2 separate regions of the Homo sapiens genome follow, and region 2 is linked to region 1. Evidence: chromatin contacts called from ENCODE Hi-C data. All regions are on one chromosome and are shown on one strand. Each heading gives the region's core, a stretch centred on a gene start or an enhancer-like site at or near the end of the contact. The rest is flanking DNA. Distances are from core to core; before and after follow the strand shown. Region 1 holds the start of BZW1 (basic leucine zipper and W2 domains 1). Region 2 holds the start of IDH1-AS1 (IDH1 antisense RNA 1).

Evidence for each region. A loop is a pair of places that touch in the nucleus more often than their neighbours do. Pooled maps may share reads with other maps.
Region 2: a pooled map shows a loop between it and region 1 (8-fold over the local background). The contact joins the promoter of IDH1-AS1 here to the promoter of BZW1 in region 1. A Hi-C loop is called at or near these places in 5 of 50 pooled maps.

What each region holds. Positions count from the first base shown.
Region 1 is chr2:200,808,643-200,816,254 of GRCh38, reverse strand. It overlaps BZW1 (basic leucine zipper and W2 domains 1), which reads right to left and starts at 4,345. Exons shown (of 12, transcript NM_001207067.2): 1 at 4,265-4,345; 2 at 2,974-3,047; 3 at 738-914; 4 at 494-588. The coding sequence starts at 3,037. It overlaps BZW1-AS1 (BZW1 antisense RNA 1), which reads left to right and starts at 4,085. Exons shown (of 4, transcript NR_110275.1): 1 at 4,085-4,470. RefSeq lists enhancers at 2,992-3,507, 3,508-4,023, 4,872-5,131 and silencers at 3,772-4,141, 4,672-4,821.
Region 2 is chr2:208,249,689-208,257,300 of GRCh38, reverse strand. IDH1-AS1 (IDH1 antisense RNA 1) reads right to left here and starts at 2,068. Exons shown (of 2, transcript NR_046452.1): 1 at 1,870-2,068; 2 at 1,107-1,398. It overlaps IDH1 (isocitrate dehydrogenase (NADP(+)) 1), which reads left to right and starts at 2,230. Exons shown (of 10, transcript NM_005896.4): 1 at 2,230-2,362; 2 at 3,342-3,415; 3 at 5,734-5,871. The coding sequence starts at 5,750. RefSeq lists an enhancer at 1,996-2,522 and a silencer at 2,976-3,085.

The DNA of each region.
Region 1 (7,612 bases), core at 3,096-5,595:
TCGATGTAAGTTTATGAGCTGCTTAAACCAGCTTGAGAAGAATTCCTAGTGACACATAAGAATGTCCAGGTTAGATGTACTTTAATTCTTTGCTTACAGTAACACAAACATAACTACGTATGAAACTTTCCAATGAGATCTTGATTAACAAGCTAATCAGCTCACAACTCATTTAACTTTAAAAATAAATGTATGCAGATAAACTAGAGAAATCACAATACGAAACTGACTTTTCCAGCTTGACATTTTTCTTAAAAATTGAGTAATTTCAGGACAAATAGGAACAGAAGAGTTAATTTCATTTTTCCCTATTTTGTTCGCCTTAACACACCTTAAGTTTCTAATTCATCCCGTTGCACCAAGAACAGTATCCCTAAAATTTAAAATCAAATTCCTTCAACTTTCTAACCACAACTCTTAAAAGTAGAATATTCCTCAAATATACCACATGGATAGTAGCCAACTGAAAACAATTATGTAAAGTTTCATTTACCTGAGCAAATGCTTGCATGGTCTCTAGATCTTCTTGGGCTGCAAACACGCAGACATCTGTACGCATCATGTCATCTGCCAGTGTACCACCTGGGGCTAAAGTTGGATAAAACCAAAATACAACAAAACCAAAAAAATCACTCCATTTTAACAAGTTTGCCAAATAGTTCATATTCTAGACTCTCCATAATCTCCATATATTATACCTTTCTAAATTATTAAGCCCACAAACCACAGACACTTACCCAGCATTCCACCAGCCACCAGAATGTCAAAGAGTGTTTCTGCATATCGACGGTAATCAAGTTTTGCTCCAGAAGCATCAAGAAACTTAGCTACTGCTTCCAAATCAGTACCGGTTTCAGTTAAGCCTTGAATAATACAGTCTTGAAACTGAGTAGGGTCAAACCTCTCTTTTTCATCTGGGGGGACAAGGGACCCAAAACATTTAGTTTTAAAAGATTTACCAAAATGCCACAAAACTATCACCTTATGAAGATGCAATTGTTAAATAAGTTAGATTAAATTCACATCCTTTGCATGTTTCCCCTCTGCAAGTGTAAGACAAGATGGCCCACTCACAAGAATTGTGCAACTTTTCAAATAATTTCACAAGTGATCTAAATGTGCTAGTGTCTTGTGTTCCTACTGCCATAAGCCAATTTCTACTGGGAACGCCCTCCTACTGCCTCTTGGCTTTTCCAAAATTTAGGCCATCCTCTAACAGGTACATTTTATTCCTTTGGGTTTTGTCCAGACACTGGAGCTCTTGATCCTTTTCCTTAAATGTCCATAATATTAAACAAACAAAAAAATTGAACCAATCCTTTGGCATTTATGAAGGTGAGCTTTAGAAAGTACATTTAATGAGCACCCAATGACAGAAACTATATTAAGCATTTGCTTTAATCCTGTTAACAACCTTGTGAGGCAGATTTTTCCCCCTATTATTCAGAAGGAAAACTGAGAGTCAGAGAAATTAGGTAATCAAGAGACTATATTGTGTAGTAGTTCAGTACATGGGCTCTGGAGTTAAACTGCCTGATTCAAATCCTGACCACCATTTAACCACCTGAATTCAAGCAAATAGTCTCACTCGCCATGCCAGAATTCCCCTACTGTAAAATGGGGATAAGAATAGTACCTATCCCATAAAGTTGTTGTAAATACCAAATGACATTAATAAAATAGAAAGCTCCCAGACCACAGCCTTGTGCACATACCTGACCTTTACTGAGTTGCTTTCACACACTTCATAATAGGGTTTTGCTTTCCCAATCTAGGCTAGATGACATCTGTTCACACAGTACTAGGGTGACAAACACCTCTGAGTGCCCAGCACTTTCCTGGTTTTAGCACTGAAAGTCTTGTGTCTGGAAACTCCCTCAGTCCCAGACAGGGAGTGTTGTATACCCTACCCAGTACCCTAACCATCAACAGCCAGGCCACGAATCATCTCTATCTGGAACCGGGGAAGTTACATCTCTCCCTGATGCTAATAATAAGAATGCTAAAGCTACTTGCTATTATTTGTATCAAGGTAACATCAGTAACCCACATATTCAAGAGATACACTTTCCCATTTTACTGCCAAACTGTTCTAGTTTACAACTCCAGCTCCTTAAGAAAATTTACCAGCTAAATCTAAATGAATCTGCAAAGATTAGAATCAAATCACACTTTGGTCTCCCCACCACTACTACAAGGGGACAGACAGCCTATGATTAGTGATTTTAAAATTCTACAATATATATCTCAAAATGTCTGCTACTTAAGGAAGAAAAAGAAAAACACAACTTATAACCAGTAGCTGACCTAGTTCTTCATTTCCTCAAAACCACCTGTAAAACAAGGTTAATATGCTTTTGACCAAAAACAGTAAAAATATATCTGAGACTACGTCTTATTTAGCTTTATATCACTAGCACAGCACTTTGCTACAGAATTCAATACTCACCTAAGTACACACTAATGCAAAAAAAAAATAGTAATATAATTCTAATACTTTTTCTACTAAGTCTGTATTTCAAAAGACATTACAATGTGAATCCTGTTCCACAATTAACTTCCATGGGTGAAGTCTGAGTTTTCTCTCACAAATCTTCACAAAATCTGGGTGACTACATTAGGAGTTCTCCTTTTATAAATTAACATTTTTGCTCATTTAAGTTTGCTTAAATGAGACTGCCTGCTAGTGAAAACAGAGCCCTTATTTTTATTTTTAAAAATATTTTACCTTCACACCGAAAAGAAGATTCACTAACCGGCTTAGAGATATATTGATACTAAAAATTAAGGCTTGAGCAGTAAAGCAGTAGAAATATTAAAGGTGTATGTGAAATGGCAGTCAACGAGAAATTCAAGTTTCTTTCTGGTATCTTCTTTTGAGGCTTTAGTAATATGCAAGTACCTGTCAGAGAAGGCAAGATACACAAGATGTTCTGGAGGTTTGAAGAGAGACATTAAAACGTAAATATTTACCTCTTTTTCTAGTTTTAAAACGCTGGCCTGATAGCGTTGGCTTTTGCTGCTTTTGATTATTCATAAAAGACACCCTAGGAAAGGAGAAATAAAGCCTTAATATCAGTGCCATAATACTAATTTTTAAAGCAAAACATCAAACCTTAGTCTAGTCACATATGAATCAAATGGAACACCCACTCTCAGGATATAAAGCTGGCAATTATACCCGATACAGGCACAAAGAATTACCTGCACTTGAATCAAATGTACGTCAAAATGTGCATTTCTCTCTACAAGAAACCCTTCAAATTAGTGCTGTGAACTACTTTTAAGCGACATTGTAGTGCTACAGTGATCACCCGTCATAAACCTAATTGTTCAGTTTTCTCCACATTCCTCTTTACATTCACTTACATCTTCCACGACCACTAAGCATCGCAGAACGCAAAGAGAGATTATCACCATAGTCAGCAGGCATCCAAAATGTGTATGCCAATTCTAAAACACTGTCAAAAGGTGAACCCCTTCTTCTGACAAGCCTGGTTACGGGCAGCACCATCCTACCCTAGGTCATGCCTGTGACCGCAACAGCGGCCGCCTTGCACCACTCAGGCCTGCAAAACTAACAGCCAGCCCAGCCTCCTTCGCCCATATCCCACAGTCCTAGCCTCCTCCCCGGTAACGTGTCTCCCAATCCACACCCTTCCCATGCCTCCCGCCCGAGCCACAGATCACCCGCTTCCCGCCCAGGACCCCATCGGCCACAGCGGGGCGCCGTAGGGTCCCGCGGCTCTTTCTCCACTGACCCTGTCGCCTGCGGTGGCGGCCGCCGCAACGAGCGGACCACAGTCACTGAGGCGCTTTGCGCCGGGGCCCCAGGCGCCCCGTACATCCGCCCGCCCTCCAGCGAAAGCAGCGGCGGAGGCGGCGGCCGCAGCGGTGGTGGGTGGCAGCCCCTCCGCCCCGCCCGCCGGAAGCCCCCACGCGTACATCACACAACAGAGGCCGCGGCGGCTTTGTTAGCCAGGCCGGGCACGGCCCAGAGGGAGCCCGCCTCGGCCACTGCCTTCGCAGCCAGCGCCGCGGCGCACACCCGGACCCCACCTCCCCACCCGGGCCGCCGCTACCCCTCGGCCTCCCTGCCGAAGCGGCGGCCTTTCAGGCCCTAGATCCGGCCCGGCCTCAAGAGGCGACCTCCGTTCGGGCCCATCCAAGCCGGGCCGCATCCAGCCCGCCGCCTCCCTCTCCCTCTGCCCGGCGTCCACGACCCGCAGCGTCCGCCCGGGGTGAGCGGGGCGCCGCGTCTCACCGAATTTAAGGCGAAGAGGAAAGAGCCAGAAATCCCCGATGTACCGGCAACTGCGGCGGTGTCTCCTCTGCGACCGGAACTAACGCCAGGAGGAGGGAGAGGTGCCACCCCCGCCCGGACCGCTCTCCTATCGCGAGATTTCTTCCCCTTGCCCCGCCCTGATCGTGGACAGGCGCTTCCGCCTTTTCTATTGCGCGCGGATTAGGGTGAGGGACTGGGATAGGGGAGGGGAGAGACGTTTCCAGTCTTCTTTATTCCCTTACTGGGTTCCACGTCGCCTGGACACTTGTCCTAGACTAGCTTATTTTTCTTCCCCCGCTGCGTCGTCCGCCCTCTTCACACATGGAGGGGTTGGAAGAGCGGAGCCGGCCCCCGCCGGTCTCGAAGTTGGACGCGTCCTCCTGGAGTCCCTCGCCGCCGGCCCCCTCCTCCAGCACCGGAAGTCGAAGCCCGAGGGCGGGGGGCCCTCGGGTCGTGCGGGGGCGGAGGCTGGGGGCGGGCATGGGGGCGTGGTTTGGGGAAGGAATCCGCACCTCGCCTCCGCCCTGGCCGGGATGGGCGGAGTTCGCTCCAGCTGAGTCCCCTGCCTGGCGACTTTTCTCTGAGGGGCTGTCTCATTGTTCACTACCTCCCTTAAGAGCGAAGAGGACACAGGCCGAAGATTGAGAAGGGGAAATTCTGTCCTCCAACCGCGGTCCCTGCGCGCTGCAGCGGTTGTCTCCCGAGTGTGGTGGCTATGGGGACTTGGAGAGCATCAGAATCCCTTGGAGGACTTGTTATAACAGACTGCTGGGCCCCACCCGTAGTTTCTCATTCTGTAGGCCTGGTGTGGAACCCATGAATGTGCATTTCCAACAAGTTATCTGTGATGCTGCTGCTGGTCCGCACCTTGAGAACCCCTCAGTTAGAGGCTATATCATCAGGGAGCTGGGGTACGATCAGATTAGATAGTGCGTGTGAAAAGCACTGTGGACGTGACAAAACTCTGTGCAGATAAAGATGCACAGCGCCTCTAGGATGTAGCCCCATGTTTTTATTCACTGTACAGTAGTTTACTTCTCTCCAGTTGCTTCCTCACTCTCTGGTAGGAGGAGAGTGGCTTCTCTTCCCTAAACCTTTTGATAAAATAGTTTGTTGACTTCTTTTCCCTAATTAACTATCTGACCTCTACCCCACCCCCCCGCAACTTCATGGAAAAATGACTTTCTCAGCGTTCGTTCCTGAAATTATTGCCAAACCCAGTGTTTTATTCTTCACCCTGTTTGCCTCCTCTGAGCATTGAATGTTACCTACCTCTCTCCTTGAATCCTGGCTCCAGCTATCCTGGTTACGTTCTGAATGTGCCTTTGCACGGTATTTTCTGACTCTTCTTTTCTGTACTGATACCTTTTCTTTCTGGATACTTTCTTCTATGGCAGTCTCATACATTCTCAAGGATTTAACATTTACTCCACTTAAAAGAGTTCCAAGATCATCTACTGAATCATTAAGCAAATATTTGTTAAATCCAGGCTCTATGCCCTTCCAAGTTGAGGCAACAGCAGTGGGAAGGAGGCAGGAAACAAACTGCATCTGTTGGAGGAACTGCAAGAAGCTAGTGTGATTGGGAGGGCTGTGGGGAGCAGAGGGAAGTGGCTGGAGTCTGATCTCTAAGTGTCTAGCCCCTTCCTTTCTCCCAAGGCCCCAGTCCACACTATCTGGCATCTTCACTTCATGGCTAATTTAACACTGTCAGTGCTGTCAATTGCTCTTCCCCCAGAACTGTATTTTTCACATCTGAAGTTCTGTTAAAGGACAACGTTTCACAAATAAAAATGATAACTAATATGTCCCTATATGTATCAGGCCCTCTTCTATGCACTTTATGTAGTAACCCCATTTCATCCTGAAAACTACCCTGTAATCTAGACACTATTATTAGTCCCATTTTACAGATGGAAAAGCCGAGGCATCGAGGTCAGGTAACTTGTCTAAGATCATAGCGCTAGTAAGTGGAAGAGGTCCAGTTGAACCCAAGCAGTCTGGCTTCACCATTATAATGCACCGCCTTACCACCAAGATCTTATTTATTCATTCAACAAATATTTATTCAGCTAGAGACCAGTAGAGATAGTGACATGTTACGCCTATGGCCTCACAAAGCTTATCTTCTATTTTTGCCACGTTTTAAAATTGTATCATCTTTCCCCAGTACCATCTTGATTTAGGCATCTATTACCCCTAACTAAATGGGACTTTTGCAATAACTTCCTAACTGTACTATCCCCTTTCTCAACATTTCCAGAGCAATCTTCTCAACTGCAAGCTGAATCATTTCTCTTCACTGTTTAAATGCCTCTGTTTATACTCAGGGATAGCTCTGACCAATGTTTTTCACCTTTACTTCCCATCACATTTGTGGTTCTTAACCTGTTATTACCATCATTGTGGGGTATGTAGCAAATGATTTTTGACTAAAAATGATATTAAAGTAAGCAGATTATTTTCTTTAAAATGTAAAGTGGATTAAAGGTTTTCCTGAACTCCTGGCCTCAAATAATCCTCCCACCTTGGCCTCCTGAAGTGTTGGGATTACAGACCACACCTTGCCACTTATCTTTTCTCTGCTTTTGGGTGCACCCATGGGAATAGGCACCGTGCAGCTAGCAGGGGAAACGTTGTTTGTGAATTGTATTATGGTAGGAAAAGGTTCCAAACAATTGAACTCTATGCTTTGGTCAGACAGGACACATCTTGTCTTGACCTTTCTTGAGATGTCCTTCCCTCATTTTCCACTGTCAAAATCCCACTATTGTTTCAAGCCTTATCTCAACTACTGCTTTTTTCCCATAAGCCTTTCTTAGTCATGGATGTGAACACATTCCTTCTTTGTAATTGGGCTACAGGCATGAGCCACTGAGTCTGCTAATTTTTTTTTTTTTTTTTTGGTGATGATGGGGTTTTGCTTTGTGGCCCAGGCTGGTCTCAAACTCCTGGCCTTAGGTGAGCCTCCCGCCTCAGCCTCCCAAAGTGCTGAGATTATAGGTGTGAATCATCACGCCTAGCCTTGCCCAGTTTTATGGTTGTTTTGGGAAAAAGGATATGCTGATTTCTTCACTCTGCCATTGCTGTGAATCCCCCTTAGTACTTTTGGATTTAAAAATTTTGAACTACTTAAAAAGAAAGGTGCTAAGTGCAACATGTGAATGTGCTACTGCTTTTAACTTCATTGATGGGAATGGATACCTAAGTGTTTCTTTTTTAAAAGCAAGTGACAATAGGTTTTTATTCCTAACAACTAGAAGAATATCAAGGGCCTGTTTTGAAAAGCACATTGTTGCCCTTGGAAAATGAGCTGGGGGAAGTATT
Region 2 (7,612 bases), core at 819-3,318, 7.4 Mb before region 1:
AGTGAAAGAGGGAGGCCTCTTTGCAGTTAAGAGGAAGGTTTCTGTCTCCTGCTCGTCCCTGGGAATGGAATGTCTCAGTGTAAAGCTGACCATTCGTTCTATTCTGAGATAGGAGAAAACCGCCCTGTGGCTGGAGGCGAGATATGCTGGCAGCAATACTGCTCTGTTACTCTTTGCTACACTGAGATGTTTGTGTAAAGTGAAACATAAATCTAGCCTATGTGTACATCCAGGCGTAGTACCTTTCCTTGAACTTATTCATGATACAGATTCCTTTGCTCACATGTTTCCTGCTGACCTTCTCCCCACCATCACCCTGTTGCCCTGCCACACTCCCCTCGCCAAGATAGTAAAAATAGTGATCAATAAATACTGAGGGAACTCAGAGACCAGCGCTGGTGCGGGTCCTTGCACATTGAGCGCCAGTCTCCTGGGCCCACTGTTCTTTCTATATACTTTGTCTCTGTGTCTTATTTCTTTTCTCAGTCTCTCGGCTCCACCTGATGAGAAATACCCACAGGTGTGGAGGGTCAGACCCCCTTCAAAAAGCTCATATACCTCTCTAAACAGTTCTACAGGAATAAATGGAGGTGGCTGCCAATATCCCTTAAGCCACCTCAAAAACCAAGTTGACAAGGTGTATGCTTTTTTCTTTTCTCTCGGGAAAAATACCAGTGCCCTCTGGTGTCCAAAGTGCACCTTGAGTAGTACCACGTAGATCAGTTTATCTTCAAAGAATAATGTACTAATTCAATGTTAGAGATAATTTTTTAAAATAAATTTTGGAGGCTGGGCACGGTGGCTCACGCCTGTAATTCCAGCACTTTGGGAGGCCGAGGCAGGCGGATCACTTGAGGTCAGGAGTTCGAGACCAACCTGGCCAACATGGTGCAACACCGTCTCTACTAAATACAAAAATTAGCTTAGCATGGTGGCACACCTGTAGTCCCAGTTACTTGGGAAGCTGAAAGAGGAGAATCACTTGAACCCAGGAGGCGGAAGTTGCAGTGAGCCGAGACTGCACCAGCCTGTCAGGGCAAGACTCTGTCTCATAAATAAATAAATAAATAAATAAATATTGGAGCATTAAATTCTGGGCAGCAATATACAAGCATGCTATTGTCCTACAAATCACAATATAAAATACTCTTTATTTTCATGTTTTTGAGAGCAATGAACACACAAAATATAATCTCTGGAGGAGACTAAAATTCTTTTTTCAATCCACCGTTTTCTAAGGCTTCACATCTCTAGTCCAACTTCATTGGATCACAGATAATCCCCCGCCAACTGAGCATGGTGGCTCACGCTTGTAATCCCAGGACTTTGGGAGGCCGAGGAGGGCCAATCACTTGAGTCCAGGAGTTCGAGACCAGCCTGGGCTGCTGAAACCCATCTCTACCAAAGGAAAAAGAAAAGAAAAGAAAGAAAGAAAAATTAGTTGAGTGTGATTGTGTGCACCTGTAATCCCAGCTACTCGGAAGGCTGAGGTGGGAGGATCTCTTGAGCCCAGGAAGTCAAGGCTGCAGTGAGCGGTGATCGCTCCACTGCACTCCAGCCAGGGCAACAGAGCAAGGCCCTGTCTTAAAAAAGAAAATAATAAGAATCCCATTCATTATCTTCTAATGCAAACAATCAATGGAGTTTCTAAAGACCTAGACATAGGTGGTGTCAGGACCTGCTTCTGTAACTTTTCCATCCTTTGCATTAGGCAGCGCGGAACCCCCTAGGCGACCCCGCGCTGGCCGGGAGCACTCTTTCTTCAGCCAAAGGTACGTTCCATTACCGCCCCTCGGGGGCGCGCTAGGCAGCGGGCCGGCCAAGCTGCCGCCGCCCAGGGCGCCCTGTCCCGTTCGCTTTTGTGCCGACCTGGAAACACTCTGTGGTGCTCTAGATTGTTACAAAGTTCGGGGTGGTGCAGCCCCAGCGCGCCCCGCTCCCCGGCCTGCAGGTGGCATACAAGTCTCTTCGCTGTCGGGATTCGGGACTGAATCTCTGCCGGGCGGCAACCCCTTCCCCCACCGGGATCACCGGGAAAGTGGCACCATGGATTCTCCATCTTTGACTGTGGCCACGCCCCTCTCGCTGACTCCGCCCATCCCACGGGAATTGGCGTGTGGCGATTGGAGGCGTGTCGGGGGCGGGGCTGGGGGAGGTGGGCTGAGGAGGCGGGGCCTGGGAGGGGACAAAGCCGGGAAGAGGAAAAGCTCGGACCTACCCTGTGGTCCCGGGTTTCTGCAGAGTCTACTTCAGAAGCGGAGGCACTGGGAGTCCGGTTTGGGATTGCCAGGCTGTGGTTGTGAGTCTGAGCTTGTGAGCGGCTGTGGCGCCCCAACTCTTCGCCAGCATATCATCCCGGCAGGTAACCTCAGGCTCCAAGGGGCGGCCCCGGTCCCTGGCTGTGGAGGGGTGGCTCTAATTCCGCAGAAGGCAGGAATGGGGTAAAGGAAAAAAGCGCAGATCTTGGGTGTGGAGGGAGTCAAGGCCTGCGTGCAAAGAAGGGAACAAATCCAGGTATTGAGAATGGGAAAAGAAAAGGGAAGGAGGGGATGCTGGATGCTTGGATATGCAGAAGGTCTGCTTTTGGGCCTGGGAGGGAGAAACTGGGCGGTGAGGAAGTTGGATGCAACGACAAGGGGAAAATCAGGTCTGCACTTGGGTTGGAAAATCGAGGGGTGGAAGTTGCAAGAATGCATGTAGAAGACTAAGCCTGGAGTGTAGGAGGAAGAAAACGTGCAGCAGCTGGGGGCTGGATGCAAAGAAGGCTGTAAGCCGCAGACGGGCGTCTGCAGGCAACTCAGGCGGCGAGGAATAGCCTTGAAGCCGATCCCTCGCGTCCGCCAGGGGGCGTGGAGGGGCGGAGCTCCAGCGGCCTTCAGAGGGGTCGCTAGGCCACACGGGGCGAGAGGGGGCTGGGGGAAACACCCCCGCCAGTTCCGGGTGCCTGGAGTTTAAAAGGTCCCAGCACCAGCGAGGGGAGGGGAGGGGAGGGGCGGGCGTGGAGACCTGGAAGGAGGTACCGATCCAGCCTTGATTGCAGCCCTCTTGCACAACGGCCATAAGGACGGGTGCAGGCCAAGAGCAAGGACATGCAAACCCCAAGACCTGCTAACGGGCGGCGAAGCGGGGGCACGCCCTCGCACACGCAGAGATAAATTGTGCTCCCATGACCTTTATTTGGAAAGTGCCTGCGGGCCTAAAATTGGCCTTTGTCCCACCGAGTACACTCAGCACTGTACTTTAAACCGGATAAACTGGGCTGTCTGGCAGGTACTAAAAACAGCTAAATTCTCCTGTGAGTGTTCTGTATGTTAACACTTTTATTCCTTGTTTTGTTTTAGGCGATAAACTACATTCAGTTGAGTCTGCAAGACTGGGAGGAACTGGGGTGATAAGAAATCTATTCACTGTCAAGGTGAGAATTAGCAAATTTTCCCCCTTCTTCTGTACTTTCTTTGATGTGGCAGTACAGTGTTTAACTGGTCTTGGGGGCAGGCCGAGGCACTGCAAGGGAATGAGTGAGGAATATTTCCAACAACGAATTCCAACAGCTTCCTTGTTTCTTTTAATACAGTGTCTTATCTGCAAGAGATCCTTTTTGCCCAGAAATTATTGTAGTTCATGAACTCGGCAAAAAACAATCTGGCCAAAAACTTGAGGTTGATGAAAATAATATTAAATGGCTCTTTTTTTTCATTAAACTACTCTGTATTGTTATTCCAGGTTTATTTTCTGGAATTGCACAATTATGTTAGGAGATAGGATTCAGCTACTTCATATGAGCTGGTGCCTGCTGGTCTTGGAACAGCCCTTCCTTCTGAAGTTGGGATTGGGTTGGAGACAAAATCTGAGGGGCAACAAAGGTGGAGAAGTCAGTCCAGTGGGGCCTCAAGCCCATCCCATGGAAATCAGATCCAGAAGAAATACAATTATGTTCCACATGGTAGTAACAATAAAGCTTCACTGTTTTAGTTAAAAGATGGTAAAAATTTCATGGCTAAGTAATGTGAGGAAAACCTGAAGCGTCTGAAGTATGCATTATGAGATAAAGAAAGATTACTGCAGAGAGTACAGTTGCTTTAACTGAGAAGGAAATAGTGAACTAAAAAGATATCAGTCTTCACATTTTAGGTACAATATTTGACCTCTATTAACTGTATTTGCCATCAAGAATAAATTGCCATGTCATGACTGTTGCATCATACTATATAGGGACATGGCCATGGAAGTGTATTATCAGGAACCAGATAAGTTCACTGCCTCCTTTTTTGCTTTGTTTTAAAACAAGGATAGGTGTGACAGTGGAATCAAACATGAACTGAATCATATGCTTTCAGCTGTACTACAAATTATACTTGACATTACAAATGGGAAGTAATTGACTCATCCACACCATTCTGTTCATTTCTTTTAGTCTAGTTCAGTTCCAGAAGGTTCCCCCAAAGGAATCTCCTAAACACTAGTAAGAAGAATTCTAGAATTGCGAATTTGGGAAGTGAAAATGGGCCTGGGGATTGGAAATACATCCAGGCTTGTCAAGAAACAGACGCTTACTGTCTACTAATCATTACATTTTTATTTAAAGACCAAATTACTTTAGCTCAATTTTTCAAGAAAGACTATTTTAGGCTTCTTATCTAATAATTCTTTAAAGTCAATTCTCTTGACTTTTTTAGTCCTTAAGAGAATAAAAGCAATTTGCAGCTGTGTTGTTGGATTAAAAAAGAGTTTCGATTAGAGCATCATTAGAAGGAATAGATAACTTTTAGCAGGCTCAGAGCTTCTTCTGCCTCTAGGGACAAGCTGGGACAGTTTCATTTCTTCCAAAGCGTCCAACCTTGCACTTTCTGAGAATCAGATTGATTTGTATATGCTACCCCCACACCCTATCCTTAAAGTGCTGTCTTCCTAGGACAATGCACAGTTTGTCCTATCCCACTCACTAGCAGCTTACCCTTGCCTGTGAACAGCCAGAAGAAGATGACAGGGACATGCTTGGGTCCTGGGCAGTGGCCCTACTGTATAGAGATTCTTCTAATTGAGAAATCACTTTGTTGTATTTAGCCCCACATCTCCAATGTCTGTGTTATCTCTAGGAAAACAGTTCCACCAGGAATTCTTCGTCTCGCTTTTAGACTTAAAGTTTCCCTGAATATGGGTCACAGGAACCAGCTGAATCTCCTCATGGCTAGTTATTTTTATTAAATAACAAAAACAGCCTCTTAAAGGAGGAGAAATGCTAGCACTCACCATTCTGGACATCTTGAGAGCCCAGTAAAATGATGAGTTGGACTGAAGTGTTCAATAAACATGAGATTGTGGAAATAATCTCATTTCTTAAGACAAACCAGTAGTTGAGAATAATGATTGCATTATGAAGGGCACGTTATAGGGTCAGGCTCTGCCACGCTCTAGCTAGGTGGCCTTGGGAAAGCTCTTTTTTTTTTAACAAAGTAAAATGGGGAAATGATGGCCATTTTTTTGGATTGTTATGAGGGCTAGCTCAGAAACCGCGTGTGAAACATAACACAATACTTTGTTCAGAGAAGATACTCAATTCTAATGGTAAATAGAATTGCTGTTACTAGCTTTTTATTCAACTACACATAAATTGAATTGCATGAATTGTTCTTTTAGTAGTCACTACGTTGTTTATATAAACACTACGTTGTTTATATATTTCACTTTATAATGAAATAAATGACAAGGCATGTATTTTTTTTTTCTTTTTAGGTTTATTGAAGTCAAAATGTCCAAAAAAATCAGTGGCGGTTCTGTGGTAGAGATGCAAGGAGATGAAATGACACGAATCATTTGGGAATTGATTAAAGAGAAACTCATTTTTCCCTACGTGGAATTGGATCTACATAGGTAAATGAGTTACCCCTCCGTGTAGCAAACTCAGAAAGGATAATCTGGCTGGGCATGGTGGTGCACACGTGAAGTCCCAGCTACTTAGGAGGCAGAGGCAGGAGGATCCCTCAAGACCAGGAATTCAAGTCCAGCCTGGGCAACAGAGTGAGACCCCATCACTTTAAAAAAAAAAGGAAAAAAAAGGGAAGGAGAAACAGGAAAAAAAAAAAGAATATAATCTGAATTATTTTGAGGTGAAGTTAGCTTTTTTTATATAGATATAGCTGTGTTTTGTGAATAAAGTTTGTTTTAAGCCTAAATATATTCAGATGAATCTTCTAATTTTAACATACTGCTAGAAAAACTGGATTTATCATCTAAAAGTCAAGAATTATAAGGGAAAGAATGATTTTCAGATTCTTCTAACCTTCTGTTTCCTGTGAAGGTTTTATTTGTAATAAAACAGTGGCTAAGAATAGTACAATGTATTGAGAAAAGGGAAATAAGAGAGGATGTAAGAAACAGTAAACTAAATGCAGTTAACACAATTTTGTCATTTCAAACTCAATTTTCTATCACTTTACTTAGTCAATGGACCTGTTTCCTTTTCATGCCTCACCTTTTGCCCTTTTCATACAATTGTAGTGCAGAAAGAATTCATGATGTTTCTTAGTTGAACCCCTCCTTTCCAGCAAAATTCCCTTAAATCCTGTGTCCCTTTGCCCTGTGTGTAAAGTGCCTGGGGACAGATGCAAAAGTCTATGTAATTCTCTCATTTTTTTCGCTGTGTTTTTCATAAACTTGCTTCTGTTCTTTGTACCTTTAGGTAGAGATAGAATTTTTAAAAGGGTAAAGTGGCTGAAGACTGGCATAGAAAAATATTGAGCAACACGTTTCAGCCAAACTATTGGCAACTCTAAGTGTGTTTGCCTCAGCCCAGAATTAGTCATCAAAATTTGTCCTAAGGACCTGTTTGAGTGGAGACATTTAATTCACATAATGTCATTAAACATACTTTTTAATTGTTCTAAACCTAAGCTGCTGATGTCTATATTGAAATCATGATAAGATATAAATACTTGCAGAAGTCAACCAAACATAAGAAATTAGGCATAAAAACATCTTCCAACTAGGTTAAAAAAAAAAAGCATCTTAGGAACTCCTGTTTCAGGACTTTACATGACAGTAGGTGAACTGGCAGGGTTCTTTTCCTTATAATGGCTGCAACTAAAGATGCTTTGAGCCTCTTTAGTGTGGAATCATGAGGAGTTTTAAAGGGGAGTCACTATGACTAGGAGGAAAAAATTTGGTGGCTGCAGACTAGATAATTTTTGGAGGCTCAAACAAGTTTTAAATTTTTCCAAAATTCCTATTATTATCACTGACTGGTTCTTTTTCAGGAGAATGGAGCAGGTAGTTTGTTTTATGTAGGCTGGACAGTGGTCTGGGCAATTTGTTCCTTCCTTTCTTATCTTCTTAGAAATGTTAAGAAGACAAGCAAAAAATCTAATAATTTGCTGATAGATTCTCCTTATGAGAAATGGTTCCTAGGAACTTGAAAACTACTGATCATACTTCCTGTTGGAGTTGGGATTGGATCAACATTTCCTATGCAAGAAGATAACAAAGGACATGACTTTGTTAGATTTATATGAATTATCTAAAGTCGAAGCAGTTGGAAGTTATTTTTATTTGGAAATATGTCAAGATTACTATCTCTTTGTTTGCATCATGAGTTGGGTAGGAGATCTAAGAAAGG